7 separate regions of the Mus musculus genome follow, and all the other regions are linked to region 1. A link is a loop called in an ENCODE intact Hi-C map of the cell type or tissue named here. Cell type or tissue: heart. All regions are shown on one strand. Region 1 overlaps Pkig (protein kinase inhibitor, gamma). Region 2 overlaps Hnf4aos (hepatic nuclear factor 4 alpha, opposite strand). Region 3 holds the start of Pkig (protein kinase inhibitor, gamma). Region 4 holds the start of Ccn5 (cellular communication network factor 5). Region 5 holds the start of Ttpal (tocopherol (alpha) transfer protein-like). Region 6 holds the start of Serinc3 (serine incorporator 3). Region 7 has its middle 33 kb from the start of Ccn5.

Region 1 (4,000 bases):
AGGGTGTGGATGGACCCCAAGGCCAGGCAGGCTAGCCAGCAGGGCATGACTCCTGGGGAGCACTGAAGAGTAGCTTGGCTCTGAGATGTTACCATAGAGTCTGGGGCAGAAGGCTGACAGGACAGGACAGGCTAACTAATCCTGCTGTCTGCTGTGCAGGAAGGGCATGAAGTCCAAGTGAACAGCAGGTAAACATGGTGGCTGTGCAGATGTGGAGAAGCTAAGGCATGGAGCACTGGGAGTTAGGATCCATTACAGAGATCTAACAGGATTTGTTGGAGTTGGGGCAGGGAAAAGGGGAAAGGCCCCAGCTACTCATCAGAGCCCTTAGAACCAGGACACTGGCACTCTCTATCTTAGACATTGGCTGGGCTCTGCCAACAGTCGCAAACAGCCCCAATTTAGATGCAGCTGCTTCCCTGAGGAAGGTGTAGGGTCTGGAGGCTCACCAGAGCTGGCAAACTACCTCCCCAGCTGCCCACCAGGATGTGGGGGCACTAGCTCTGACCTGCTCCCTCAAGTGCGAGCTCGCCCATGTCTCCAGCGAGCTTCCGCACACTCACGGCCTCCGAGTCACCCTGGATGTCAGGGACTGCATTCCGACGGCCTGTCCGGTCGCAGGAGATGAAGTCCGAGTAGGAGGACTCGACTTCCATCATGCCTGTCTCATCGCTCCTCAGGCCTGTTGGGATAGGAGCAGAAGTGAGACACTGACGTCCTTTGTAACGCCACAGTTAGACAACTTCTACTCACGTCTTACAGAACGAACATGAAGTCAGGCATGGTGGTACATGACTTTAATCTTAGCACTTGGGAGACAGAGCTCTGTGGCTCTAGGCTAGCCTGGTCTACCTAATCAGTTATAGGACAGCGAAGGCTGCATAGAGAGACCCTGTTTTATTTTTAAAATTAAGAAACAAAAAAAAAAGGGGGGGGGGGAGGGAGGAGAGGAGGGAGAGCGGAAAGGAGGGAGGACAGAGAGATAAGACATGCAAGAGGGTCAGGAAGATGGCTCAGTGGGTAAAGGTGCTTGCCACTAAGCCCCAGACACCATGTGCCTGACAGAATGAACTCCTGCACATTCTTTTATGACCTTCACACCTGCACTGTGTACCTTGTGTAAACACACACACACACATACAGCAAGATAAATGTGAAAACATGTAAGACCATGCATTCCATCTTGATTCAAAGTCCAGCTCCTGAGCAGCTTGCCCCACATGGGAGCACAGCAAGCCGGCATCGCTCCCACCTCACAGAGCTTAGAGTTCACTGCACACTGGGTCACTTAGCTCATGACTGCGTGTTCAGGGCTTCAAGGGCGCTAGAGGGATGGCCAGGACCCAAGATGGAAAGCAGCACATCAGCCAATAGGCAAGGATGTACGGAAAGAATCTGGGCATGGTAGCTTCCACCTGAAGCTCCAGCACTGAAGAGACTCAGGCAGGAGGACTGTTGTGAGCTCGAGGCCAGTCTGAGCTACACAGTTGAATAGTGAGCTCTGGGATAAAAGAATGAGACCATGTCTCAAGTAAAATTATAAAATGAAGAGAGGCAAAAATTATAAAAAGAAAAAAAAAGGCAGGAAGAAGGAATGGGGGTACAAGGAGGCCCTAAGGAAGGGAACAGGCGGGTACTGAGGCTCTGAGGAAGGAAGATGGGGTGGAGCAGAGCAGAAAGGACACACATGAGGGACAGTGGCAGGGAAGACACACCCTGGAGGGGTTTAGGTAAGACCATGAAGACAGCTGTGGATGGGTTAGGTTAGGCTTCTGGGGAGGTCAGAGGTGAGAACGCAACAGGGACCAAGCAGACACCTAGCTGGATCCTAGACACAACCTGGAAAACAAATATGTGGGCAGCTTCTGTCTGACAGGGAGTTTTGGTTTCTGACTTAAGTCAGGTGGTAAGAGGAGGTGTGGCTATTGAAATGGGACCCAGAGGGAAGCATTTGGGACGCCAGATGGATGGAAAGCAACCATTCAAGGGTTCATTAAGTCCCTGCTGGCTTCAAGCTCCCATGAGCCCTCCAATGGGATGGTGGGGAGGGCACATGGAAGAGGCTGGAGAGGGAACAAAGGCGTGAGACCAGGAATGTCCCTGTGGGGGACAATAGTCTAGAGTGAAGAGAACCATGATTCTAAGGAAGGAACTCGGTAATTATCCAGGGACCAGACCATACATTAGATTTCATAGCCAATTCTCTCAAGCAAAGACCCTGCCCCTCTTTGGGTTTCCAAATGAGGCAGAAGCAAAATTCTGTGTAAGGAAGTGCCCTCTGCACCCAGCAGATGGCGCTCCCTGCCTGTCTTTCTTAGTGTGTGGGGAGACCAGAGCGAACTCCTGGAGGTGGTTCCTTCTGCTGCTCACACTGCCTCCCCTTCCTCTGGGGAAACTGTTCAAAGCCTCGGCAGAGCCTGTTGCAATGGTGATGACACTCTACAATGATGAGACTGCAGCACAAAGAGTGGTGAGGACAGTCACCAGGCACTTGCTCACGTCCATCACTCTCAATGGCCCCACCCCGTAGATAAGCACTGTGTGTGTGTAACTTTATAACTTGACTTGGAAAGGTCTCAGGCCAGTCCATGTGCTTCCTAGGCTCAGATGTTTCCCCAGGTGACACCAGCTGCCCATGGGGTGGGTCAAACCCTGGGTAGCCCACACCATCTGCTGTAGCCTCTTTGCTCAGCTCTTTTCCATCGAGAACGTCAGTTCCATGAAAAGAGATTTGTGTCTGGATTGTCACTGCACCAGACTGAGAGGCCTGATCTTGGCAGCTGAGCCAAACCCACTCTGCTGCTTCCTTCCAAGATGCTGGGCTCGGCACCTGCTACAGAGGAGTGCGCTATAAATACACCTGGATCACACAGCTTTTCACCCGCCCACCTGCCCACCCACCCATCCTCTCCTCCATTCCCTATCTGTGGGATGACAGAGTGACCCCAGGGACTGCAGGGAAGGCTCTGACTGCCGGAGTGCTCCACCGTTGTTGCTCTCTCCAGGATCTGACACCAGAAGATGAATTACCTGCTAAGCCACCTGCTGGCCTCTCACTAGGACAGACTCCCTAGGGCTTTAAACTTGCTCTTGCTATGTCTGACCTTTGAGCCACCCTGGCAGAAAGCTGATGCTGTTGGCACTGCCAAGTCCCAAACCCAATCCTGGAAAGCACCCATCTTCATTCATCCTTAGGGACCATGGCTCCAAACACAGCTCTGGGGAGTTTCCAGCTCAACACACAAACACTCAAATTTACTGTCTTCCATGACTGTATTCTTCACACTATGGTAGCCTAGGCCTAGAATTACAGCTACTTGATGCCAAGGGAGGATGACCTTGGGTCCGGCTAGCCTGAGGTACATAGCAAGATGCCATCCCAACAGACAGACAGACAAGCATGAGAAAATGTTCATTTATGCTGGAAGTGAAATAAAATCATATAGTCATATATGAGTAACTTTTTTGTTTGTTTGTTTGTTTGTTTGTTTGTTTTTCAAAACTTCTTCTCTGTGTAGCCCTGGCTGTCCTGGAACTCACTCTGTAGACCAGGCTGGCCTCAAACTTAGAGATCCACCTGCCTCTGCCTCCCAGGTGCTGGGATTAAAGGTATGAGCTACTACAGTCTGGCTTTCCTCAAACTCAGGATCCTCCTGCCTCCACATCCTCCAACAAATCCTACCAGTGTGCACCAGGCCACCAGAGCCAGCAAGATTGATTTTTAAGTGTGTATATATATATACATATATATATATAATATTACTCTACATTTTTGAGACTGGGTCTCATGCAACCCAAGCTGGCTTTGAACTCAAAACATAAACAAGGCTGGCCTTAAACTCCTGATCTTCCAGCCTCTATTTCCCAACTGCTGAGATAATATGTACCATACCTGACTTACCTTTTCAATCTTCTTTTGGGAAATGGCTTTGTTTTTATTATTATTATTATTATTAGTGCTGGAGATGTGACCCAAGGCCTTCTGCATGCTAGGCAACTG
Region 2 (4,000 bases), 180 kb after region 1:
TATATATATTGATCAAATGTCCTCCAGACTTGTCCTTCTGGGCTGAGTTGGGGACTGAGACTAAAGATCTCCACATGCCCTGAATTCTAAGCTTCCCCCTGAGTCCCTGGTCTCTCTTCTACCTCCCTGGGCTCCCTTCTGGACAGACGTGAACTCAAGAGCATACCTGATGTGATCTGCAGGAACCCCTGGCCCCTGTCCGACATCCTCCTCCTGGTCCTATGGGGTCACACACGGTGGGCAAGCTCTTCATCCTTGAACCACTTCCTGCTGCCACTCTGGTACCCAAGACCCTGTGAGGGCTGCTGGCGAGTTAATCCCTTAATACTGGTCACAATGAGATTTCGGGGACATTGGGAAGTGGTCACCATGGAGACCAAAGACCTTCCCAGGACCCATGGGAGTAATCAGCTATAGGCCTCAACAAGGGGCCTGAAGGCCCAACCTAGATAGGCGTGAGAGGCACAGAGGCTGCACTTGGGGACCTGCAAAGACCTCTTGCTGTCTCTTCATGTTCTCCTGCTAAGCTGGGAGCCAGCCACACTGGTAGAGAGAGTCCTGTTCTCCTCTTGAGCCCCAGGTTCCTTGCTCTCTTTTGGGGGCCTTGGTCATCAGCAAAGTAGCTTTTCTAGCAGAGTTCAAGGCTCCCTTCCAAGTCTGTAGGATTTGAGCTGGAAGCTCTACCTTCCCTTCCCAGTCTAGCCCAAGCCAGGCACTTCTCTTTCCAGGCCTCAGTTTCCCCATATACGAGTACAGCAAAGCTGCCCTGGCTTCCCTCAGGGGTCTGGAAGTGAATAAACCCACCCAGTGAGTGTGAATGATGGTCTGATAACACTTCACACTCCCTCCCCAGCCGCCTACAGGACCCCACAGCCCAGCCCTGCTCTCTGACAGGCCTGTCGGGCTCCGTGTCTCATTTCGGTTGCTTTTCTCCAGGAAAAGTCTTGATGACCTAGGAGGGGTTAAGGACTCCTCCTCCCCTGTTCCTTCCCAGCCCCCCAGAGCATATACACTATATTTACCATAGTGTCTGTCATGGTGACTGCCTCCTCCTTTGGACTGCCTGCCTACCATGGTTTTTCAGGGATCCAACAGGTGCTTAAAGTAAATACGTTGCCTGAATAAATGAGTGAAGAATTGAAGGAATCCACCCACCCAAGCATTTTGACTTATCAGCACCGTTACTGTGGAGGCGGAAGACTGAGCAAGGAAGACAGGGGGCGAGAGCCTTCCCTTACAGGATTGTAGTCAGCAACGAAAATAAAAACATCCAGTGGAACTGTAACTTCAGACAACCATATTGTACTTTGTAGCATAAGTATATCCTCAATAATGACATACTCATACTTAAAAAATAAGGGATGGCTCAGCAGGTAAAGGCATCTGTCCCCTAGCCTGACTCTGGTGGCTTAGGAACCCACCCGACAAGTTATCTCTGACCTCCCCAGGAGCCTGTGGCCACCCATACACCCTCACACTCACAATAAATTAAAAAAAAAAAAAAAGGTTAAGGAAGGGTATGGTTTATCCCATCCCAGATGTAACGGAGAGCTGAGGCTGTGTCTGGCAACCGCATTCTCAGCCTGGCATATCAGGCAGTAAGGGAGGTAAATTAAAAAGAGAAGTAAATTTTAAATAGTGACCAGCTGCCCAGAACAAGGAAGCCGAGAGAGATGACAGCACCTCGTGGTCAGGGGGCCCGGCCTCTGGATAAGGTGGCCCTCTCCTACGAGGAGACAATTTTACACCCCAGTGAGGCGTTGTTAGGATAAGCTTAATGTGCATGGTACTTAGTGAGGGACGGGCAGGGGGCTGCTGGCTGTTGAGTCACTTGCTAGAATGTGCATTTTTGCACCTTGGATCTGAGCCTTTGCAATCCAGCGTAAACCCGTGGTCCCACCCTCCAGGTCAGCCAATGTCCTCAGCGGGGCAGAGAGCCAGAGGAAAGGGGCCAAAGGAGCTGCGCAGAGAAGCGTGGCCACCTAACAGAGCTCAGCGTCCTGATATCCTCTTCTGGCCCACCCCTGTCGCGTCCTGCGAGTGCGGCTCCTCTCAGGGCTACAGAAACTAGCTCAGCAAATCTTCCTCTGAACGCATCCAGCATAGCGATTTGGCCTTCGAGGGCTCCTCCTAGTGGCCAACGTGGGAACTGGCGCTCAAGACTCGTACTTCACGTACATCCCAGGAGGCCATACTGTAATCTAGTCACAGCCCGCTGCCACTGCATCAACCAGAATGCAAGATTTAAAAAAAAAAAAAAATCTATTCTGCATTTCCGAAAGTTCAGGCTCCAGCCCCAGGAGCCAGTGTGCGGGCGGCTTTGAGGAAGTTCCCAGGCTTGTGCTGGCATCAAACGAAAGCCTTTATTTGCACACACCATCATTTAGAATGGTATTCATAACATTAAATACCACTCCCTCATCATAAAAGTTGATATGGAAGCTGTAGAGAAGGCTCGGTGGTGAACAGCGCTTACTTGCAGAGAACCCTAGATGGGTTCCCGGCACCTATGGGATAGCTCACAGCAGTACCTCCAGGGGATCTGATGCCCTCTTCTGGCCTCCATGGCTCCAACACACGCGCCACAAATAAATGCACACAAACATTCGCATATTCACACACACATGCACACATACACATGTGCGCTAATATTTAAATAAAAAATAGAGTTAGCATGGAGATATGAGTGAAATTAGCTCTGTTAATTAGGCTCATGTTAAACACACTGGAAGCTTTGTCCAGTAGGATGACTTATTCTGTTCCCACGTTCTTTAACATCACCACCACCACCACCATCACCACATGACATATCTACCTCCATCTTCATTTAAAAAAAAAGTGCCTCAGTTTACGCTATCCCTGACAGTAGCTAGGATGTTTCCCCTGCTCCACTACAGCCAACTTGAGCGCAATCACCATGTTTCTGGAAGCCAGGAGAAATCTGTGCACAACACTTCCTTGCCCACTCTGCTCCTGTGCCATCTACTCTTCACCCGAAGCCGGGCCATGATCATGCGCAAATATACCTTGAGTCCGATCTCTTCCCTCATTAAACTTTTACAGTGGCCTTGCCTCTCAGCCTGATGACCTGAATTCAATCCCCAGGCCTCACATGGTGGAAGGAAAGAAGCGACTCCACGTGACCTCCACGTGATCACTGTAGAACACCCTTCCCAGTGCATACATACATGCACACATACACATTTAAGGAAGAGAATGCCATTATAAAGAGAAGTGCCATTTATAAAGCTCACAAGACTCCTGCCACAGAGATGTTGTCGCTGTATCCCACGGCTCCAACCTCATCTCTTTCCTCCCTTTCTCCTTCCTGTCTCAGGGCCTTTGCACATCCCCTTTCTGCTAACTATTGTTGCCACACCCTGGTGTGAGACTAGATCTTCTGCTCCAGGCTGGCCGCTCTCCCACACAGTGTGTGAGTTCTGTAACTTCCTCAACCTGCATTCTCTGTCTCTGCCCCGTCTTTCCAGAACGTCAACTGGAAATGGCCCCGTGTTCAGCTACTTGGAGATAATCTACTTACATTTCTCCAGCCCCCCCCCCCATGTGGAGATGCCCGCTGGCTGCATTCCTCAAGGTACACCCCAAACCTTGAACAGGTCCAAATGAAACAAAGAAGAGGCAACTAATGGGAATTTGGTAGTGTGCTGAAGAGGCCTTCGAGGAGAAATTGTTGGGGATGCGGACCGTGAGCTCATCAGGTAAACGTGCTTGCCTCTCAGCCTGATGACCCGGATGCAATCCCCAGGACCTACACGGTGGAAGGAGGAGAGGTGACCCCTGCCCTTTGACCTCCATGTGATCATTGTGTAACACCCTTCCCCGACACATGCATACATGAAGAGAACGTCATTAAGTGTCTAGTAGATAGTTGACAATTAGTGAAAACAACTCTATATTACAAGAGAGGGTTTTTTGCAGAGTGAAGTAAACAGCCTGAGAATCATAAAGTATTTAGTCGGGGCATGGTGGCAAATGCTTT
Region 3 (4,000 bases), 61 kb after region 1:
GGGTTAGATGTAGTTTGTGTGCACGTCCCAAGGGTTCACATGCTGACATTTCTGCTTCAGATGGTGAGTGAAGACAGGGGAAACCACACTGACATAGTGTCCAGAGGAAGAAGGCAGCATCAGATAAGGTCAGAGGTTGTAACTGGATCCTGGAACTGCCTGAGAGAAGGTCATGGGTAAACAGCTCTGAGGCAGTACCCCTGCCTGCTGTGGACAAGGGTCTCTTCGACCCCCACATCACAAAAAGAGGAACCCTTGAACTCCCCATCTTGTGATATGCTCAACAAGCTGAGCCCTCTCAGGACTCTGCCATAAAAAGAACATGGTCAGAAGTGGGCTCCAAGAATCTCCAGAACTGTAAGCTAAAGAAACCTCTTCTCTCTCTCTCTTTTTAAAGATTTATTGTTATATGTAAGTACACTGTAGCTGTCTTCAGACACACCAGAAGAGGGCATCGTATCTCATTACAGATGATTGCTGGGATTTGAACTCAGAACCTTCAGAAGATCAGTCGGTGCTCTTAACCACTGAGCCATCTCGCCTGCCCCGAAACCTCTAATCTTGCTAAAGCGAGTATGTAGTTTTAATAATGAAAAAAAGGTCTAAGATAATTGTCAATATCTGTTTTTTTTTTTGTTTTGAATCGCCATAAAGAACTGGCTGCAAAGCAAAAAATAATAGCAAGGAGACCAAAGAGGGTGAGAGGTCTACTTCTGATCAAGGGCGCGCATAGAATCGCGGAAGCGCATGCGCACACGCTCACCCGCTTCTAATTAGACGCCTCTGCAAGCTCACAAACTCAGGAGCAGAGACATGAGAGTCAGGAGTTCAAGGCAAAGCCTCAGCTACACAGCAGCATTAATCAAGACCAGACTGTAGGCCACAAAATCCTGTATTAAAACAAACAAATCCCTTGAGGGTTCACAAAAAATAAAAAGCAAACATCCTAAAACTTTACCCATAACGCCACCTCCGACCCTAAAAAAAGTCTGTCAAGAAGAGCCGAGGCTTATCCTTCAAACATCAAGTAGACACTCTTGCTACCTTTTGGACTCCCTTCCAGCCTGAAATTCTTGGGAGAGTCTCTAGAAGTTTGGCTGTCTCCTCAAGGCACCGTTTTCCTAACACTAGGCACACACACCAGACTAGTCTTCTGGCCAAGACAAAAGGCAAGCTACATACCTCCTTTTGGAAGTAACCTTCTAGTGTAATCCTCTCTCTCTGATCACCTCTGAAGGTCTACAACAGCCTCCACTGCATTCAGCTTCCTGTACGTGTAAAACCATAGCTCAAATTACACCAAAAACCAGTCCATAGGTCAGTTTCCTACGGGCAGGAGTGGAGTTCCCTAAGGACAAGACGTCTCATTCACTTTTTTTTTTTTTTAAACCGCTGGCGATCAGCCCAGGCCCTGGTTCTCAATAAATACTCAATGATGCTCCTCGTAGTAGTAACAAGAAAAGCGCCCATGTAGTGAGGATTTTAAATATAAAAACACGTTTTGATCATCTTATAAGACAGGTATTATTATCCCCATTGTGCAGGTGAGAAAACTGACTCAGAAATAAGTCCGATCTCGCCGACCTCCCACCACCACCACCAACGAAGAGCGACACACGCAGACGTTCTCTTCAGTTCCTAGCTACTCCGCGACCAACCCTCATAAAATAGGAGCTTTTTAAAAATTACTATTTAAAAGGAAAACTTTCGAGTGAGGCTCCAGAGATACATAGGAATAAAAGCGGAAAGCGCACCCACCCGAACTCGGCCGGGGTCAGAGGGCGTCGCAGGCGCCAGCTCGCGGGCCCAAGGGACAAAGGTCCGGCCCTCTGTCCTTGCCTGGCGTCCCCGCGACCCGTTCCTCGCCGGTCGCCCGGCGGACCGCTCCTCTCCGGGTCACGTTCACCCGCTCTACCGCCGCTTACCTGCCGCCTTGTCGCCTCGTAGAGCCCCGGCCGCCGGCGCGAGCGCCTCCCCGGGGCCGCCTGGCGCCCGCAGCCCGCCGCCGAGCCGTTGCCTAGGCGACGCGACTGCCGAACTCCCGCGTCGCTTGCTCTACGGCGGCCGGGAAGGGACGCGACTGGGAGCAATGGGCGGAGGAAGGAAAGCGGTCCTGAGGCTGGGGTCTTAGCTCTCCAGAGAGGTGGCCAGTGAAAGATGAGCATGGAGGCCATCGAGGCTCTAGGTGAGGGCTTGTCCCTCGGATGTTTATGCCACCAGATGTAGCTTTTTTTTTTTTAATTACTTTTTTGATGGTGGTACACATGCTCTATTACTGAGCTACAAGCCCAGCCCTCTGACTGAAAATAAAGACTAGAAAAATTGATGTGGAGTGACAAATTCCTCTGTCATAATCTCTGAAACGAAGGGGTGTGGCAAAAAAGTAAAAGTTTTTTGTTTTTGTTTTTTTTTGGGGGGGGGGGCACGAAAATTTAAACACCAGAATTAATTTCAGCATGGGAAATAATTAATTCATATTCAGCAATTAGGTTTCCTGGGGGAAATCCTGCAAATATAAGGGACCCTAAGTTCAAAGGGTGCTCCTAGCTGGTGTGGAGCTCGTATCCACTTGGGGGAAAAACTATGAATTAGACTAAATCTGAATTCAGATTAAATCAGTTGATTGCTACCACTAACAGAATCACAGCCTTGGATGGCAGCCTTAGAGCCAAATCAAAAGATTGCCTTGCCAAGGAGTGGCTAAAGGAAGGGTTTACAAAGATGGACATCAGCAGTGGGCATCACAGTTATCTCATGCTTGGTGGAACCCACAGCTGGGGGAAGAACTGGCTTTCCTCCTCTCAGTTGTTTCTCATCCCACTGTACAGAGGGAAAGGGTCCGCCTCATCCCAGTCCCAGAGCCATAAGCAGGTTTACAGAAGCCAGAGCAAAGGGGTTGACTACCTCACAGAAGCAATGTCCTGTTTCCTCTTCTTGTCTCACATAGGGAAGGCCTGTAGGCCCCTAGGATTCTCCTGCATTTTAGGTCAGAATGGCTTCTTAAGCTATTTAAGGAGTTCTTGGTACACCTTAAGTTCCTTAGTTATTATAGGAGAGTCACATATAAATTGTCACACAAGCTAGACCACTCAGGGGAAATGGAAAGTGTCATTAATGACTGAGAGAGTGGTTTCTTCCAGGACAGCCAGGGCTACACAGAGAAACCCGGTCTCGAAACAAACAAACAAACAAACAAACATATCACTAACTTGGGGCTATGTGGTTAAGAGGACCTATCACACTCCCAGAAAACCCTGTTTCAATTCCCAGCAACTGCATGATACCTAACAGCTGTCTGTAGCTCCAGTTTCAGGGGATTTTTATGTCCTCTGGCCTCTGTGGGCACCAGGCACATACATGGTGCACAGACATGCATGTAGACGAAACATTCATACACATAAAATAAAATTCCCCTACACATTTGTCGCAGATGTGCAGCTTGGTCATCATGTGGGTCCCCAAACAACTGGAGCATGGGCTGTCTCTGACTCTGCTGCCTGCCATTGGATCTCCTTCCCCTAGCTGGATTGCCTGGTGGGGCTTCCCACACGCGGCGGGAGAGGATATACTTAGCACCTGCTGTGACTTGGTGTTCCAGGGCTGGTTGGTATACAAAGAGGGCTTTCCCTTCTCTGAAGAGAAGGGAAGAGAAGATAATGGGGAGAGGAAGAGGAGGGTGAGACTGGGAAGAGAGGAGGGAGAGGGCTATTACCAGGATGTAAAGTGAATAAATAAATTAATGAAAAAGAAATGAAATGAAATAAAAAGAATTTTTTAAATATCTTTTTAAAAAAAAACAGAGATCAGACTCTGATCTGAGCATGCTCACTTGGACACTGAAACTGTGATCGAAAGCTTGGGATAAGATTTTTTTCTGAGGGGATAGCTCAGTTGGTAAAGTGCAAACATGAGGACCTGAGTTCAGATCTCCAGCATTCATATAAAAAGCTGAGTGTGATGTCATCTGCTTATAATCCCAGTGCAGGGAAGAGAGAGACCA
Region 4 (4,000 bases), 100 kb before region 1:
GTTTCTGGCTTCTTCAGGTCCTGACTCCAAGAAAAGCCACTAATGATACCCTTACGTTGAGTGCTGTGTGCACAAGCTTTCCCTTTAGCCCTTTCCTACGAGGTATGGGCTTCGTGTCTGACTTAAAGATGATGAAATAACCCTTGGGAGACTGAGGCAGAAGAATTTTGAAGTTAGCCTGAGCTACATAGTGAGTTCCAGGCCAGCCTGGGCTACAGAGTGACACATTGTTTCAGAATAAACTCCAAAACAGTGAGGACAAAGCAGGTCAAAATCAAGTGATAAATATCTGGAAAGCAGTGGGACAAGATGAGAATTCAGCTTGGTGGGAAGGCAGAGCCCGCACTTAACTCTTGAGCCTGCTGTTCCCCCAGGGACTCCGTTAGCACCTGAACCTCAGCCTCAGCCTCTGTCCTCAGTTCAAGGACAGTAAGTAGGCAGGGCAGGTGCTCTTGCTTAGCCTATGGAAGCAGCAGCCCCTCTGGCATCCTCCTCTCCTCCACCTTTGCTAGCCATTCTGTCCCCATATTCAAGCTGTCTCACTTGCTTTGGTCTCCCCAGACTAAGTAACTAAGTCTCTGGTCGCTGTCAGACCCTGATCAACATCGCTTCGCTGTTTCCAGGTTCCTTCCTCCTGCCCCAGTCCAGAGCCTGGAGCCCACAGCCTGCCTGGAAGATCCAGAATTCCATCCCCCGGGAAGGCTGTGGCCTCAGGTCCTCTCCATGACTACATCCCAGATGCCAATCAACTTCCCAGGACCAGGAAAGAATGGCTTCATAAATGTCACACCAGTGGCCAATCTAGGGCAGCTCTTCCTCAGCCCTTCAGAACCCTCCCCTCCCGGGGCCCAGGAGACCACCCAAGCTACCCTCTCCAGCACCATGTTCTGCTCAACACCTTTCAAGACTGGAAGCCAGTTGGTCCCAGGGAGGGAGATGTTTATACTCAACACTGCATTGGCTCAAGGCCTTAACTCGGTGATACTGGGAACTTAACATTTAGTGTGAGGTATTGCTCAGGTTAGGGTAGAGAGACACAGACTAGGGTTTCCTCCAGACACACCTATGTCTGCCCCAGGCTCCACCATGCAACTCTTCTATTGTTCTTTTTCTTTGCTGTGTGGCTTTGGGCACATTGCTTACCCTCTCTGAGTCTCCTTTGATCAAAACAGGACAATTTGTTATAAGACTGTTATAAATGTGCAAACGGAACTACTCACAAGCCAATTAAAAGATGCCCAATGTGAACCAAGGGACAAGGACATTTGCCACAGAGATGTCTCCTGCTCTCTCTGACCAGGGCCAGAGGTCACTGACTGCCTGAGGGCTAGCATGTTGTACCCTCATGGACTGTACTTTGCAATCAGACCCCAGCATCAACCTCTGTCCTGGTTCAGAGCTACACAGCACTCACATTTGTTTTAGTTTCTATGACACTGGAGGATCCCACTGTCCTCTTTTAGACACTCATCTAGGTCCAGGACCTATGCTATCTTCTGTGGATGCAGTTCTCCTTAGTGGTCTCCCCAGAAGCTTCATGAACATTGTACCCATTCAACTGAGGCTGAAGCTCAGAAAGGGTAGGACACTTGTCTGAGGTCACACAGCCGAACTTGCATGCCCAGAGAGGGAAGCAAGCCTGGGCACAGAGACCAGACTGTATCCAGTATAGGGTCTTTCCAAGAGTTCTAAGTTGTGACCATATATCTGTCCCACCACCCAGAATTCTGCTGTCATTCAAGACCAGGATGCCTTACCATTGAGAGAATGCAGAGGAAGGAAATGGCCAGAAGATGGATCAGTGGGTTGCCCCTCATGTCACCGTGTCCCTTGTGGAGCCAGCTTCAAACCTGGGAAGCAAGACCCGAGTCTTTTTTTATGTTCTGGAGGGAATGAGGTTCCTTCTAGGTGCATACAGAGAAAGAGAAAACGACAGACAGACAGACAGACAGACACACACACACACACACACACACACATTTATAGTCCTTACACCGGTTTCCATAGTCCCAGGAATAAGCCCAGTTACCTGAGGCCGAGGAGGCCACCAAGAAGGTGTCTGACAGTGTGTGAAGCCCAAGCCACCGCAAGTGCCAAGAGTTTAGGACAGGAGCCTGACAGGAGCCTCTCAGCTCCTCAGTTCCCAGCAAGAAAGACCTCCATCCCAAGCTACTGCCACAGCAGCTGCAGCCTCGCCAAGGCCCCTGTCCCAGCCCGGGGTCCTCTGGAGATCAGGAGCGTCTGTCAAATGCTCTGCAGATCTGACCCACGGTGTCCTGAGCCCTGAAGCTCAAGCTCTGGGCAGCCCAGACCCAGCCTGTGGTTTCTGGCAGGGAGACTGGCAGCCACCCAGAGGTGGGTGTGACCCAGAGCAGAGCTTCCCTGGCAGCCTGTCTGCTCTTGGCAACCAAGAGCCTCCCTATCCTCCTGGGCTCTGAAGGTGGCCTAGGGTGGCCAAGCCTAAGCAGACTGAGCCTACTGTGTGCTGGCACTTGCTGGTCTCTGCTGATCTGACTGAGCAAAATTGTCTTTGTTGGATTCTACCAGCTCTGAGGGGTTCTGCAGACCTGGAGACACAGCACAGACCTGGGGACCAGAGCCTGGGGCATGGGGTAGTAATGAAAAGTGTAAGGACCCCCTCCCTTGTTCAGACAAAGAGTGAGATACAACTTCTGAGGGAGATGCCAATTCTGAAAGCTAACAAGGCTCTGCGGTAGAATGTTCCAGAGGGAACAGCATGATCAAATGTCTGGAGGAGGGACCTAACATAGTAGCCTGGCATACTCAGTACAGAAGGTATCTAGTGGGCATGTGGCTTCCTGGGCACTGGACTGGGCAGGAATACGCAGAGAATAAAACACAGGATTCACATCACCAACTGTATCCATTGGGTACAGGGGATGTCCCTAAGGTCCTATCAACGAGTGTTGGGTAGAAGGACATGGGATTTAAAGATCAGGGTGTAGGGCTGGAGAGATGGCTCAGTGGTTAAGAGCACTGACTGCTCTTCCAGAGATCCCGAGTTCAATTCCTAGCAACCACATGGTGGCTCACAACCATCTGTAATGGAATCCGATGCCCTCTTCTGGTGTGTCTGAAGACTGCAACAGTGTACCCATATACATAAAATACTTAAATAAATAAATCTTTTTAAAAAAAATCAGGGTGTAGAGACATCTGCTGTGTTATATGTAGAAGCATCATCTGTCAATAAAAGGCTGATTGGCCAATGAGCTGAGGCAGGAAATAGAAGGCGGGACATCTTGGGGGGGGGGCGGTTGATTCTGGGATAAAGTCAGAAACAGGGTCTTAGGTGCTTAGAGAAGGCTGTGGCTCCCAACACCTCCACCAGTTACAGTGCAACACACCCATGAGCCCAGATCACAGGGGGCTAGCCTGGGCTACAAAGCAAGCCCCTATCTCAAAAGAAAACAAACCTGGAGGCTATATGCTCCCTCCGAGTCACATACAGACTCTGCCTACCACTGTGGGTAGAAGACAAATATCTAGCAAATAAGTCTATATGACCTGAGGGCCTGAGGGAGAAATGGCATGGCCACCTTGGGTCCTTGCTGTCTGTAGTTCCCTGCTTGATCCTTTCTATGTTTATCGAGACTAGACTATGCCACACGCAGGCATGACACCAGCGAGACTGGAAAGGCAGACCGCAGTCATTTGGTTAGGTAGCGTGGGCAGAGGTACGGCACACAGGACCTGAATCAGGCAGGTGTGGAGTGAGACGCCGCTGAGTTTTGGGGCTGGCACGCTGAAGTGGTGAATGGACGGCTGTTGGTACGCAGTCAACTCTGAGCCAGACTTGACACCCTGTCTTGGGTGCTCACCCGCTCCATGGCCGCACGGAAACTCTCTCAGACAGACCTACACAACGTCCACACTGATAATTGTCTATCTCCTGCCACTATCTCCAAGACCTGAGTTTGTGTAAGACAGTGATGTGCTCAGCTTGGCAGCCAGGCAAGGCTATGTGGCTAGCTTCCTG
Region 5 (4,000 bases), 120 kb after region 1:
GATGAATTCAGAGGCCTACTGGCGGGTAGTGGTCAGGACGCTGTAGGCCAGTGAGAACCTCAAATTTTTGTGCTGAGAGAGGAAAGGCAGAGCTGGTTTGACATGATCCGATTTCTACTCAAAAGGACCACTCGGTTGTCTCATGTATGCATGAGGGGTGTGGAATGGCGGGCCCACCTGAAGCCCCAGCCTGGCTGAGTTCAAACCATAGAAATGAACTTTCCAAAATCTACAAAACCCCTGTAAAAGTGGAGAGAACCGACTCAAGGCTGACCTCTGAGCTCCAGGTGTGTACCATGCCATGAGCACCTACACATCGCAGAAAGTACCAGTGAGAAGTAACTTTCATCTTAAACATGTACCGCAGGGAAGTGATGACCTAGAGCCGAGGTTCTCACCCTACCACTGTGACCCTTTAATACAGCTCATGTTGCGGTTACCCCAGCCATCAAAGTGTTTCGATTGCTACTTCATCATTTTGCTAGTTATGAATCACAATGTCAGCATCTGTATTTTCCAATGCTCTTTGTGAATCGCGACCCACAGGTTGGGAACCACTGGTGTAGAAAGTTCACCAATCCAGGTGAGAGGGGACAGTGTATGTGAACTGACTCCTGACTGTCTGAGCTGCTTGGGTGTGAGCTCTGTGGACTAGCACATCTCCCATTCTTGACATGTGTGTAGGTAATCAGTGTGTGATAGTCAGGTCTTGTGCATTAACCTGAATGTAGCACCTAAAAAGCTATAAGACATATAGGTCCCACATCATAAATATTTTATTTTAATGTACTTTTACAGAGGTGTGCTGAGCAAGGGATGGGACAATCTTGATCTCACGGGATCTGCCCTGGGCTGTTTCCATGGCAACTTGTTTCCAACAGGTAGGTGCCTAGAATCCTAATTCATTGCCTGAGATTGACCGCGGTGCCACAGACTATAGAACTAGCCCCAAAGGCCCTCTCCTTTCTCTCCTCCATTTACCAGGGAGGACAAACTAATAATCCACATTCTTAGACTATCTCACACATCTGACACTCTCTGCATGAAGGCTTCTCTCCATGTTAGCTGCCAAGGCCCAACTGCGATGGGATCTAGTCTGTAAATCCCCGCTCCATCCCCCCCCCCCCCCGCCCCCTTCCTCAGGGTGAGTTCCTCCAGGTTTCTACAGCCCTGGGTTCCTATTCGTCTTTAGAAACTTTTACTTAGTGTCACAGGTGTCTACAAGGAACTCTTCTGGGTCAGTTCCCACCCAGTCATTTATCAAAGAATTACTGATGGCCTCCTGTACCTGTCAGGCACTGTGCTGACAGATGCTAGGGACACAGCAGAAAACAATAACGCCTTGCCTCGTGCGGTTTACATCATGGACTGATGCAAAGAGGTCCTACAGGCTGAGGGTTCTGCTTTGAATCAAGCTCCCCATTGTACATCTGTTTCTTTATTTCTTCCTGGGCATTTGTTGCTGGAGATAAACCCCAGGGCCTTGCACATGCAAGGCACCACTCTCCCACTGAACTACACTGTCGGCTCCACATTTCATCTTCACAATAACTGAGCGTGCTGATTATCGTCAGTTGCCACTTTACAAAGGAGGGAACTGACCTCCTACAATGTGAATCATCACTACAGGCCAGAGAACTTGCCTGTGGAGTCACCACAAGACCCAGTGCCGGCTCGCGACAGCACTCCGTCAACATCAGGGGAAGTACGGCAAGCCCTGTCCAGTGAGGCAGAGCGAAGAAGGGTCAAGCCCCACCCTGGTCTCATCATCTCTATCTTCCACCTGCAGCTTCCTGCTGTATCCCCAAGGGCTCAGCAGTGGCTGTCAGCCTCGACAACGACGTGATGGACAGGAAATAAAGCCTGACACCCTCCCCACCTGGAGCCATCTCTCTCTCCGGGGCATCCCCTCTCGTCCACAACAACAGGAGGCAGGAAGCCATCTCTCTCGGAGCCCCAGAGACCTGCGAGCCGCTGACAGCGTCCCAAGGCCCCTACTTCCGGTCTTCGCCCCCTCCCCAGGTGTCCCCATTTCCTGGGGTCTCCCGCCCCTCTGGCCCACTTCCGGCGATCTCGCCCTCTCCGGTCCCTATCTCTGGCCCCTCGGCGCACACCCGGGCTCGTGGGCACTCACCAGCCCGGCGGCGGGCGGAGCGCGGGTCACGGCGGCAGGAGCCTCGGCTGGCAGCGCGCGCAGAACAGACCCGCACTCCCCGGCCGGCCGGCCCGGCCCTCGCGCCGGAAGTGACGCTCGAGCCGCGTGTAGGCGGCGCCCATCCGGGAATGCGCATGAGTGAACTTTGTAGTGCTGACTTGGGGCTTGACACCACCTGGTGGCCCCGGCTGTGCAGCTGAGTTGGGTTTCGGGTGGGGAAACTGAGGCCTCGGGGAGGGAAGCTGGAACACACTGCCATATGCCTAGTGTTCTACATCATTTTCTCATTAAATTGTCTTTTTATTTATTTATTTTCATTTTATATATATATATATATTTTTTTTTTTCAATCCCCCTGCCTGCTGTGACCTCTAGAGAAGCGGCAAATCAATGCAGAAACCAGCTTCAGACCTAGACCTCAGGCTTATCATTTGCAGAACTACTCTGTCCTCAGCTGATGTCTGGACTGGCTGCCTGTGTCAGTATGCCATCAGCTGAGCCGCTTTGGCCAAGTGCACTAGCCTCTTCGCCTCTATTTCTTCGTGAATAACGATTCTTGCCCTGGACCCCGACTCAGAAACTACTTGTTTCCTGCTCTGGGGCTCACAATGTTGTCTCGAGACAGCAGTAGTTTGAAAAGGAGTTTATTAACTCCACATCTGACCCATTTACTAGCCTCACCACACATACCCATGGTTTGTGCAACTGTAATTTCGAGGCAAATCTCTTTTAGGTAGAATAAGGACAACAGACCATTTCTAGAGAGAAATTTCGTCGGTCTAAGAAAATGTCATATTCAAAGGGATAACCTTAAGTCCCTCATCCTTTCCCTACCTTATGAATAAGTGGAGTCCTAGAGTGGTGGGAAGTGACCTTCAAGGACATAAGGACACAATGGATTTTGCCAGATGTCAAACTAAATATGTGAGAGGGGTTCGAGGTACCCTGGGAATTCTGAGTTATGTTTATCTGTTTTGTTTGTTTTTAATAGAGGGTGCCTTTGTAGACCAGCTGGCCCCCAACTCATGACTCTTGCGCCTTGTCTTCTGAGACAGTGAGTGTGTGCCGCCACCCCAGGTTACAAGTCATGAGACTTGCAGTCCTCCCTTCTCTCCAGTCACCAGCTTCTAGGCTGCCAAATAAAATATAGAACTCTCAGTTAAATTTGAATTTCAGATAAACAAAGGTCTATTTTTAAGACTAGGTTCCTTATGTAACATTTGGGACACATACTTTAGAAATGTTTGTTTCTCAGAAACTCACATTTAAATAGGTGTCCTGTCCCCCGTCCGCGCCCCCCCCCCGCCCAAATCTAAGTGTTAGTTTCCTGTTCCATTTATAACAAATTACTACATAGTGACTTCAAATAACACAAATGTATTTTGTTGCTTTGCTAAAGACACCGGGGAGCTGGGAAGGCTGCTGTCTCTCTGGGTACTGGTTCTCTTTTCCAACTTGCAGAAGCTACTGAGCTACTGGTATTATTTGGTCCATGGTCTTCCCCACATCACTCCGACATCTTGCTTCTGTTGTCACAACGGCAACTGACTGAGTCCTGAATACCCCCTCTGTGTTCTCTCTCCCTCTCTCTCTTTCTCTCTCTCTTTCTCTCTCTCTTTGTGTGTGTGTGTGAGTGAGAGAGAGAGAGAGAGAGAGAGAGAGAGAGAACTTGATGTAATCTAGGCTGACTTCAAGTCCACAATCCTTCTGTGTCACATTTGGAAGTCCTGGAATCATAAGTGTGAATGCTCATGTCTCTTACAAAAGTCATGTTCAAATATTTGAGAAATTTGGGCATCGTGATGCACGCCTTTAACCTCAGCTGCGTTTGAGGTCAGCTGGCCA
Region 6 (4,000 bases), 74 kb after region 1:
CACATTCTTTGTACCTAGAATGGTATAAAAGCAGACCTGAGGAAAAGAAGGTCCAGCGACAGGCCCAAAGTGGGACCCAGCTCAAGGGGAGGTCCCAAGGCCTTATACTATTACTGAGGCTATGGAGCGCTCACAAAAAGGGAGCTAGCATGACCACACTCCAGAAGACCCAACAAGCAGCTGAAAGAGTCAGATGCAGATCTTTTCATCCAACCGATGGACAGAAGCTTCTGACCCCTGTGGTTGAATTAGGGAAGGCTGAACGAAGCTGAGGAGGAGCACTACCCTGTAGGAGGACCAGCAGTCTCAATTAATCTGGACCCCCCAAGATCTCTCAAACACTGGACCACCAAACAACAAGTAGCACACACCCGGCTGATATGAATCCCCCAACACACATACAGCAGAGGACCCCCGGGGTTTGTGTTCAATTACAGATGATAGCACCTAACCCTCAAGAGACTGGAGGCCCCCAGGGAGTTTAGAGGTCAGGTAGGGTAGAGGGTGGGGACAGCCTCTTGGAGACAGGGAGGTAGGGAGGAGGTATGGGATGTGGAACAGTTGAGGGTGGGGAGGGGGAATAAAATCTGGAGTGTAGATAGATAGATAAATAAATAAATAAATAAATAAGCAGATGGGAAAAAAATCAAACCTGGGGTTTTTTTTTTTTCATGTTATAGTGACTGGAGTCATGTTATAGTGTTGCTGTCTCATCCTCTGTTTCTTCAATCCTTGATCCCTCCCTAGAGACCCTGTTGACAGAGATGGCTTGGCCACTCCCTCTATAGGCCAAGCACAAGGATCCTAGGTGTATACCACCAAGCCCAGCCCAACCTTGACCTTCTTATCCTCCGACCGCTTCAGGCCAAGTACAAGGTGTATATTGGTCACCAGGCCTGGCTTACGTAGAGGTGGAGTTCAAATACTAGACAAGCACTCTACCAATTGAACTACAATCCTCAGCCCTTGAATAAACTTCTACTGAAAAAAAAATCCTCCTGTATATACCATCTCATATTACTTATTGAGTGAAATTGTTGGTTTCTGGGTGGAAGCCAGAAAAAAGAAAACTCATTTCCAGAGATAAGCTTAAAACTGAAAGCTTTATTTTCTAAGCATGCAGGGAGCCGGCCAGTTTGGGATCTGTACTTTTTTTTTTTTTTTTTTTTTTTTTTTTTTTTTTTTTGGTTTTTCGAGACAGGGTTTCTCAGTGTAGCCCTGGCTGTCCTGGAACTCACTCTGTAGACCAGGCTGGCCTCAAACTCAGAAATCCTCCTGCCCCTGCCTCCCAAGTGCTGGGATTAAAGGCGTGCACCACCACCGCCTGGCTGGGATCTGTACATTTTTAAGGGATGGGAACCCAAAGCAGGGGGTAGTGGGGAGCCTCAGTATTATCTAATTGTATTTTGATATTATGGGTACCTATTGGAGACTGGGCTGTATCCTGGGCACCTGGCTTCAAGGTCATTAATTCAGCTCTTGGAGTCAAGTCTTCTGGACTCTGGCCCGGAATTTTAGAATGATAAGGGAACAGAGGAGTGGGCGAGCTGCATGTAGTCAATTAGTGCATAACAGGCAATGGTTATAGGTTTTTATAACTTATGCATGTTGGCTCAGATAACAGTAGTTTCTATATTCTTTACTGGTTAACAGACAAGAAAACATTTGGACAAGTGGGGTAGGCATTCGGAGCAGGACCTTGTTTGGCCCGGCCTTCAAGGAGGGGAAGTTGTCCCTGAAATATCTGGACTCAGACAATTGTTTTCAACCGAGGTTGCTGAGCTGTTGGTAAAGTCCCCAGCTCCCCCAGGGCCTGAGACCTTGAATTTAGAAAACGAAAACGGTAGTACTTAGCATAAGTTTCTTTTGCTTGTTCCCAACAAAATGAGGACATGACTGCTCCAAGGTATGGCTGAGGAGAAAATTTTTATTATAGATATGAGAACGAGTACAGCCAGAGGCATCGGGAAGAGTCTAGGACAGGGAAAGTAGTGAGCTGAACCTGGCCAGCAGACTGACCCCCGCGGAGGGAGGGGGCAGGGGGAAAGGGGGGCAGGGGAAAAGAGGAAGGGGGAAAGGGGAAGGGGAGACAAGGCTGGAGAAGTTTCCGGTAGGGTGTGGGGTAAGAAGAGTGGCTTTTTTGTTCGTCTGAAACTCTATGTAGCACAGGATAGTTTTGAACTCCTGATCCTCCAGCCTCATCCTCTTTAGTTCTGGGATTACAGATGCTAACTGATTATTGAATGGCCCAACATAGCCTGTTTGCCTCTGAGTTTGCCAACATTCCATCTCTCAATAATCACAAAGTACTGCCCAGCCACGACTTAACAGTCTGTAGGATCTTTATTTAATTCGGATGTAGCTTCTTCCGAGGATAAGTGCAGTTCGTAGGGAACATGCTGTCTTTCTGCACCTTTATGTTGCCTCTGACCACCAGCGCCCCAAGCGAGCCCGGAGTTGTATGCCACGAACCCTCTACGTCCTCTGCCACCCCAGCAGTCTTAGGCTCCGCCTTCTCCCCCTCCGTGGGCGGGGCCACCCAATGACGTAAACTGGGCGTCCTGCGAAGGGCGGGCCCTGTTTCCGGCTTGAGGATCCGTCGCGTTTCTGAGGCGACGCCTCAGTCAGCAGTTAGGATCCGCTCGGAGCGGTCGGTCTCGGCCCCGGCGTCACCATGGGGGCCGTCCTCGGCGTCTTCTCCCTCGCCAGCTGGGTGAGTCCCGAGGCCTCGGCCGTCCGGGGCCTGAGGCGCGCAGGGGGTGGGTGTCGGGCCGCCCGAGGCGGACCCTCCACTCTCTGAGGCTAACAGAGAGGAGCGGGCAGGCCCAGGGTCCAGGCCCGGTAGCCGTCGTCCCGGAGTCGGGGTGCGGCGGCTCGGCTGGCTCTCGCTGTGGGCGGAGGGTCGCGGGAGGCCGGACCGCCATTGTTTACAATTTCGACGCCCCGCCCCCGCCAGCCTTCCGGACCCAGGGTTCCCGCGGCCAGGCGACGCCGAGGTTCCACGGCGCGGGTTCCTGAGTGGCTAGAGGATGGCGTCAGGGAATTTAGGGCCACTGTAGTCATTTTTCTTCATAGTTCGGCATATGCCAGCGCTACTGAGTGGGGTTGGGAGCGGGGCTTTTAAGTCAGCCCTGCTGCAGGTCGCGAGCAAAAGGCGTTTAATTAGAAGCCCCGCGGCCTAAATATTTTCGAATTAAACACCCTAGCATTCCTCTCCTCCAGAACTGTTGTGAGGATAAAGTAAAGAAATTAGTCCGATTCCCCTTGTCAATGGTAAAACGTTTTTAGAAGTTAATTTTAGGATCTCTTTAACCTAAGGAATAATCTAACAAATCTGCCTCAGAGGAACTTGGTAGCTTGAACCACAGTGCCTAATTGTTTTCTCCTTCCCGAGCTGATGTAATGAACCAAGGACTCAGGCTCTGCTCATGTCAATGGCATGTCTCAGGGCAGAAGTAATGTCGAAGATATCTTGTATATTTTTCTCCTCCTGGTTTAAAACCATAATTTGAAAATATCCTATCCAGGTGTTCATATCTAGAAACTCCTTGCATATATTGTTAATTCAGTTTTTACCCAGTAGGGGGTTAGGATACCAGAGTGGAATGAGAGAAGAGTACGAAATTAAAGGCTGTGGAGGGCCATGGCAGATCATTTGTTATTTGTTTTGAGACCCTGTCTCAAAACAGGGAGGTGCAAATTACAGTTTATGGGTAGGTTTTTAGAGGCTGTGGGTTTAGTCTCCAATTGCCACTATCCACCCCCATCTCCCATCCCACGCCAAAAAAGGGGGACAGAATATCAGGGAGCCAAATCATGCAGATACCCACTGTATGCCTTTATTTTTTAGGCAATCTCTTTGGTCATTCTGGGTGTTTAAGATTGCACCCAGGACCTTGTTTGTCCAAAGCTTATCTCTGAGAGCTCCTCCAGCTACACCTCCAGTCCAGTCTGGATTAAAGATTTCAAAGGACTTTTGTACGTGTTTAATTTTTGCCTT
Region 7 (4,000 bases), 68 kb before region 1:
ACGGGAGCAGGTCAGGGTTGCTCTGGGTAAAAGCCTGTGAGCCTAAGAGCTAATCCTGTACATGGCTCCTTTACCTACACACTGGGGATTTGACCTCTATCTCCACTCTCATTAATATGGGTGGCCTATTTGCTCTTATTAAAAGGATAGGGGGAGATGTTGGGAGCCGCGCCCACATTCGCCGTTACAAGATGGCGCTGACAGCTGTGTTCTAAGTGGTAAACAAATAATCTGCGCATGTGCCAAGGGTATCTTATGACTACTTGTGCTCTGCCTTCCCCGTGACGTCAACTCGGCCGATGGGCTGCAGCCAATCAAGGAGTGACACGTCCGAGGCGAAGGAGAATGCTCCTTAAGAGGGACGGGGTTTCGTTTTCTCTCTCTCTTGCTTCTTGCTCTCTTGCTTCCTGCACCCTGGCTCCTGAAGATGTAAGAATAAAGCTTTGCCGCAGAAGATTCTGGTCTGTGGTGTTCTTCCTGGCCGGTCGTGAGAACGCGTCTAATAACACTTGGGCAGCCATTACATGCTGAATATTCGGTTCCCAAGCTTATCAGCCTTCGTCCATCCCATCCTGGGTAGCTCTGCCTGCTGGTTAAACACACCACCTGGGCAGAACAGGGCTAACATACAGATCTCTTACAAGGTGGAGTCTTTTTTGTGTTCGCAGGCATGGCATCGTCTGGCTGTGGACCATCAGCTTGCCTTTCACTTGTGTGCACCTCTCTCCTTGCTCCTCAGGCCCTCTTGGAGCCTGGGATGGGTGAAGGCTTGGTACTTCACCAGCCTGTGGATTCTGCCGGACATAATGCTGGATACTGGGTGTTATCTCTGAGTACATGCCACCCCCTGCTGGTCAAAGTGAGTTTCACAATACTGACCTGGATAGCAGGGAGCCTGGGGCAGCTGGGATCCCAGTAGAGGGTCTCTAGAGTCCAGGTAAGCAGCATCAACTGTTTGTCAAATGGAAATGACCTTTCTTGCCACTCACAGGCTTGTGGGGTGAGTGTTTAGGCGGTGGCATATTTAGAGGATGTGATGGATAGCCAGGGCAAGCCACAGGATGCCTGGGGTTGCTGGCATTCTGAAGGCAAGAGTCCAAAGATGGGAAAGGAGACAGATGGATGGCTGTACTTCCATGACCCCACAGTTATCCACCAAGTGTTTAGACCCCAGTTTCCTATTCTGTGGAATGGCCCCTTCACTGTCCAGCAAAGGGCATAGACAAGAGGGATACAGATATGTTCGCACCTGTATAACTAACTCTTCCCCATGCCCAAGCCAGCAGGGGCTTGGCCTCTCCCCCAACTTCAGGTAAGGCACACCATATCCATTCAGTGACATCTGCGGCACTAGTCTCACCCTCTCCAGGAGCAGAGGACACTTGGTAGTGCAAACACTCTTGCTTCCCAAGGGTACCCAGTGAAGCCCACTGCCATGGTTTTTTGGAGGCGCTGGGTGAGAGGAGTGTATCTGACATTGTCTGACCCCTACCATGGGGCCTGATTCTCTTTGACGTTCAGCTCTTGCCTAATGGGGTTGTTATAATTTTGATCTGAACCTGGACTCCCAGCTTGGAAGTAGTGAGAGCTTTGCTCTCTTGACCACTAGAGGGCCCCCTAGACATCACTAACCTGCCCTGCTCTAGCTAGAATGTCCTCATGGGCACAATCAGCATAGCTTCCTTTCTGGCTCAGAAGTGGCTCTTAGTGGCCAAGGATACAGTAACTGTCCCATGTCCCTTGAGCCAGCCACAAGTGATGAGGATTGGTTGCACTAATCCATATAAGTTTTCTGAACTCCGGAGCTCAGAAGGCTGCTGGCTCATCAAGTCCAGAGCGCACAAGTCCTCTCCCTGGCTGCATACCACTGCCTGGGGCACTGGGTGTGGGCAAAGAGCTGACCTCTGAAGCCAGCTCTTCACATTTGTCTGTATGGGTGCCTAGACCTCTCTGAGCCTAGGCTTCCTTTGCTATGCAATATACGTATCAACACCTGCCCTGGGATATAGTCAAGGAACCTCTGTATCCTCACCTGTCATGTCCAAGGTTATCAACATCAAGCTACAGCTGGGAGCAGCAATTAGAGCTAATGAAACACTTCCAAATGTTTTCCTATCCCTAGCCTGGTGGTGAGGCTTGTAAGGCCCTGGCCACCAACCAGGCTTCACCTGAAAGGGCACGTTGAGACTTGGCTCCTTTGATGCAGATACAAGCAGGAATCCAGCCCAGCCTCCCATTCCACCATTACAAGATATTTCATCACCGCTGCCTGAAGCAAGGACGGAGAGCCCAGCATTCCTACAGTGTCCAGAGGAGACCTTCCCTCCGGTCAGGGAGCACAGCTGCCTTTATTAGTGTCACAAGCTCAGGGTCCAGAGGCAGTCCTCCTTAGACGCTGACGTCCCCAGGATGCTGGCAGCTCTGGCAGTCTAGAGGAAGCTCTCAGTCTCTACCTGGAAACCTGGGTACCAAGGTGGAGATGGCAAGTCACACAATGAACCAATCACCATGGGTTCCTGAATCTATAGAGAGGGCCATTTTCAGACTCTGCAGGGCTATACCTGACTCCCAACTCTCCAGATGTTTGGCTGCAGCTTTCTTTTTTCTTTTACTGAGAGGGCTCATGTACCCTAGGATAGCCCCAGACTTAACGTAGCTAAGGGTGACCTCCAACTCCTGATCCCCCTGGCCCCATCATGCCCATTTGGGATTTTTGTTTTGTTTTGTTTTGTTTCTGGCCTGGGATTTGGAACCTCTACCTCCCACGTGCTGGACCCAACCAAGTGTTGAGAGTTTTGGTTTATGGTTGTATTTTTTTCTCACATGAGACAGTTTTTCATTTAACATTTATTTTGTTTTGCATCTTAATTATTTGTGTTTGCGTTTTTGCCTTGTTCCCTCACCCGTTAAGGTGTTTTTACACACCACCTTGCCTTAGAGTCAGTTTATTGTTGTTGTTTATTATTGGTTTTTCAACTTGCCTGTTAGGAATCTGTTGGATTTTCATCCCTAACAATGGTAGATTGGCAATGAAAATTATTTGTCAAAAATGAATACACATACACACACACACACACATATTATTCTGAAAGAAAAGAAAAGCTATTTGTCTTAGTCAGGGTTTCTATTCCTGCACAAACATCATGACCAAGAAGCAAGTTGGGGAGGAAAGGGTTTATTCGGCTTACACTTCCATGCTGCTGTTCATCACCAAAGGAAGTCAGGACTGGAACTCAAGCAGGTCAGGGAGCAGGAGCTGATGCAGAGGCCATGGAGGGATGTTCTTTACTGGCTTGCCTCACCTGGCTTGCTCAGCCTGCTTTCTTATAGAACCAAGACTACCAGCCCTGAGATGGTCCCACCCACAAGGGGCCTTTCCCCCTTGATCACTAATTGAGAAAATGCCTTACAATTGCATCTCATGGAGTCATTTCCTCAACTGAAGCTCCTTTCTCTGTGATAACTCCAGCTGTGTCAAGTTGACACAAAACTAGCTAGTACACTACTGATTGTAGGTAGAGGAATGTCATATTTACTCCTGTGGCTTTCCATCAGGTCAACATTTACCACTGGACTGTCACTTTTCCTGCCGTCCCTAAATGTGACAGACTCACTTGGATAGGAGGCACAGCTGGGGGCCTTTCCAGAGAGGACCAACAGAAGTGGGAAGCTCACTGTGAGTGTGGGTGGAAGCATCCCACAATGGGGGAGCCCCAGGCAGTGGGAGCATAGCATTTCTCCTCTCCGTGCTCCCGGAGGAGCTGCTCAGCCCTGCCAGCTCCGCCCCACCACAGTGGACTTGACCCTCTGAAGCCGTATCTTTCCTCTGAGTTGTTTCTGCCGGGTGTTTTGTCATAGATAGGTGTCTTAGTCAGAGTTTCTATTCCTGCACAAACATCATGACCAAGAAGCAAGTTGGGGAGGAAAGGGTTTATTCGGCTTATACTTCCATGTTGCTGTTCATCACCAAAGGAAGTCAGGACTGGAGCTCAAGCAGGTC

The links. Peaks named below come from ENCODE experiments on the same cell type or tissue, not always from the same donor. Only the 100,000 strongest peaks of a DNase experiment are listed, where the experiment ranks them.
Region 2: it touches region 1 in a loop (7-fold over the local background); 26 of 42 quality-filtered maps call a loop at or near these places.
Region 3: a loop joins it to region 1, with 4 times the contacts of the local background. A loop is called at or near these places in 23 of 42 quality-filtered maps.
Region 4: a loop joins it to region 1, with 2.4 times the contacts of the local background. A loop is called at or near these places in 2 of 42 quality-filtered maps.
Region 5: a loop joins it to region 1, with 4 times the contacts of the local background. A loop is called at or near these places in 23 of 42 quality-filtered maps.
Region 6: it touches region 1 in a loop (4-fold over the local background); 17 of 42 quality-filtered maps call a loop at or near these places.
Region 7: a loop joins it to region 1, with 2.3 times the contacts of the local background. A loop is called at or near these places in 2 of 42 quality-filtered maps.

Annotation. Positions count from the first base shown.
Region 1 is chr2:163,717,810-163,721,809 of GRCm38, reverse strand. Pkig (protein kinase inhibitor, gamma) reads right to left here. Exons shown (of 4, transcript NM_001039391.2): 3 at 509-682. The coding sequence starts at 659. Among named protein-coding and RNA genes, the nearest start is that of Gm16316, 28 kb to the right of the region's middle. In heart, no CTCF peak of the experiment used is centred here; DNase peaks (open chromatin) are centred at 2,489 and 2,699; H3K27ac peaks cover 1,607 bases.
Region 2 is chr2:163,533,225-163,537,224 of GRCm38, reverse strand. The region is part of intron 1 of Hnf4aos (hepatic nuclear factor 4 alpha, opposite strand); the gene reads left to right. It also overlaps a transcript of Hnf4a not described here. Among named protein-coding and RNA genes, the nearest start is that of Hnf4aos, 6.5 kb to the left of the region's middle. In heart, a CTCF peak has its summit at 2,142 (motif pointing left); a DNase peak (open chromatin) is centred at 2,074; H3K4me3 peaks cover 638 bases; H3K27ac peaks cover 400 bases; H3K27me3 peaks cover 2,125 bases.
Region 3 is chr2:163,656,418-163,660,417 of GRCm38, reverse strand. Pkig (protein kinase inhibitor, gamma) reads right to left here and starts at 2,032. Exons shown (of 4, transcript NM_001039391.2): 1 at 1,926-2,032. In heart, a CTCF peak has its summit at 1,974; DNase peaks (open chromatin) are centred at 1,327 and 2,017; H3K4me3 peaks cover 1,861 bases; H3K27ac peaks cover 1,978 bases.
Region 4 is chr2:163,819,139-163,823,138 of GRCm38, reverse strand. It overlaps Ccn5 (cellular communication network factor 5), which reads right to left and starts at 2,305. Exons shown (of 5, transcript NM_016873.2): 1 at 2,030-2,305; 2 at 1,758-1,850. The coding sequence starts at 1,817. In heart, no CTCF peak of the experiment used is centred here; a DNase peak (open chromatin) is centred at 2,348; H3K27me3 peaks cover 2,003 bases.
Region 5 is chr2:163,600,549-163,604,548 of GRCm38, reverse strand. Ttpal (tocopherol (alpha) transfer protein-like) reads right to left here and starts at 2,235. Exons shown (of 5, transcript NM_181734.3): 1 at 2,135-2,235. In heart, a CTCF peak has its summit at 2,348 (motif pointing left); a DNase peak (open chromatin) is centred at 2,248; H3K4me3 peaks cover 1,469 bases; H3K27ac peaks cover 1,557 bases.
Region 6 is chr2:163,643,711-163,647,710 of GRCm38, reverse strand. Serinc3 (serine incorporator 3) reads left to right here and starts at 2,568. Exons shown (of 10, transcript NM_012032.4): 1 at 2,568-2,713. The coding sequence starts at 2,675. 0610039K10Rik (RIKEN cDNA 0610039K10 gene) reads right to left here and starts at 2,861. Exons shown (of 1, transcript NR_028113.1): 1 at 1,911-2,861. In heart, CTCF peaks have their summits at 2,455 and 3,578; DNase peaks (open chromatin) are centred at 1,430, 1,640, 2,560 and 2,920; H3K4me3 peaks cover 2,102 bases; H3K27ac peaks cover 2,286 bases.
Region 7 is chr2:163,785,534-163,789,533 of GRCm38, reverse strand. No RefSeq gene overlaps it. Among named protein-coding and RNA genes, the nearest start is that of Ccn5, 33 kb to the left of the region's middle. In heart, CTCF peaks have their summits at 860 (motif pointing left) and 1,602 (motif pointing right); DNase peaks (open chromatin) are centred at 843 and 1,653; H3K27me3 peaks cover 594 bases.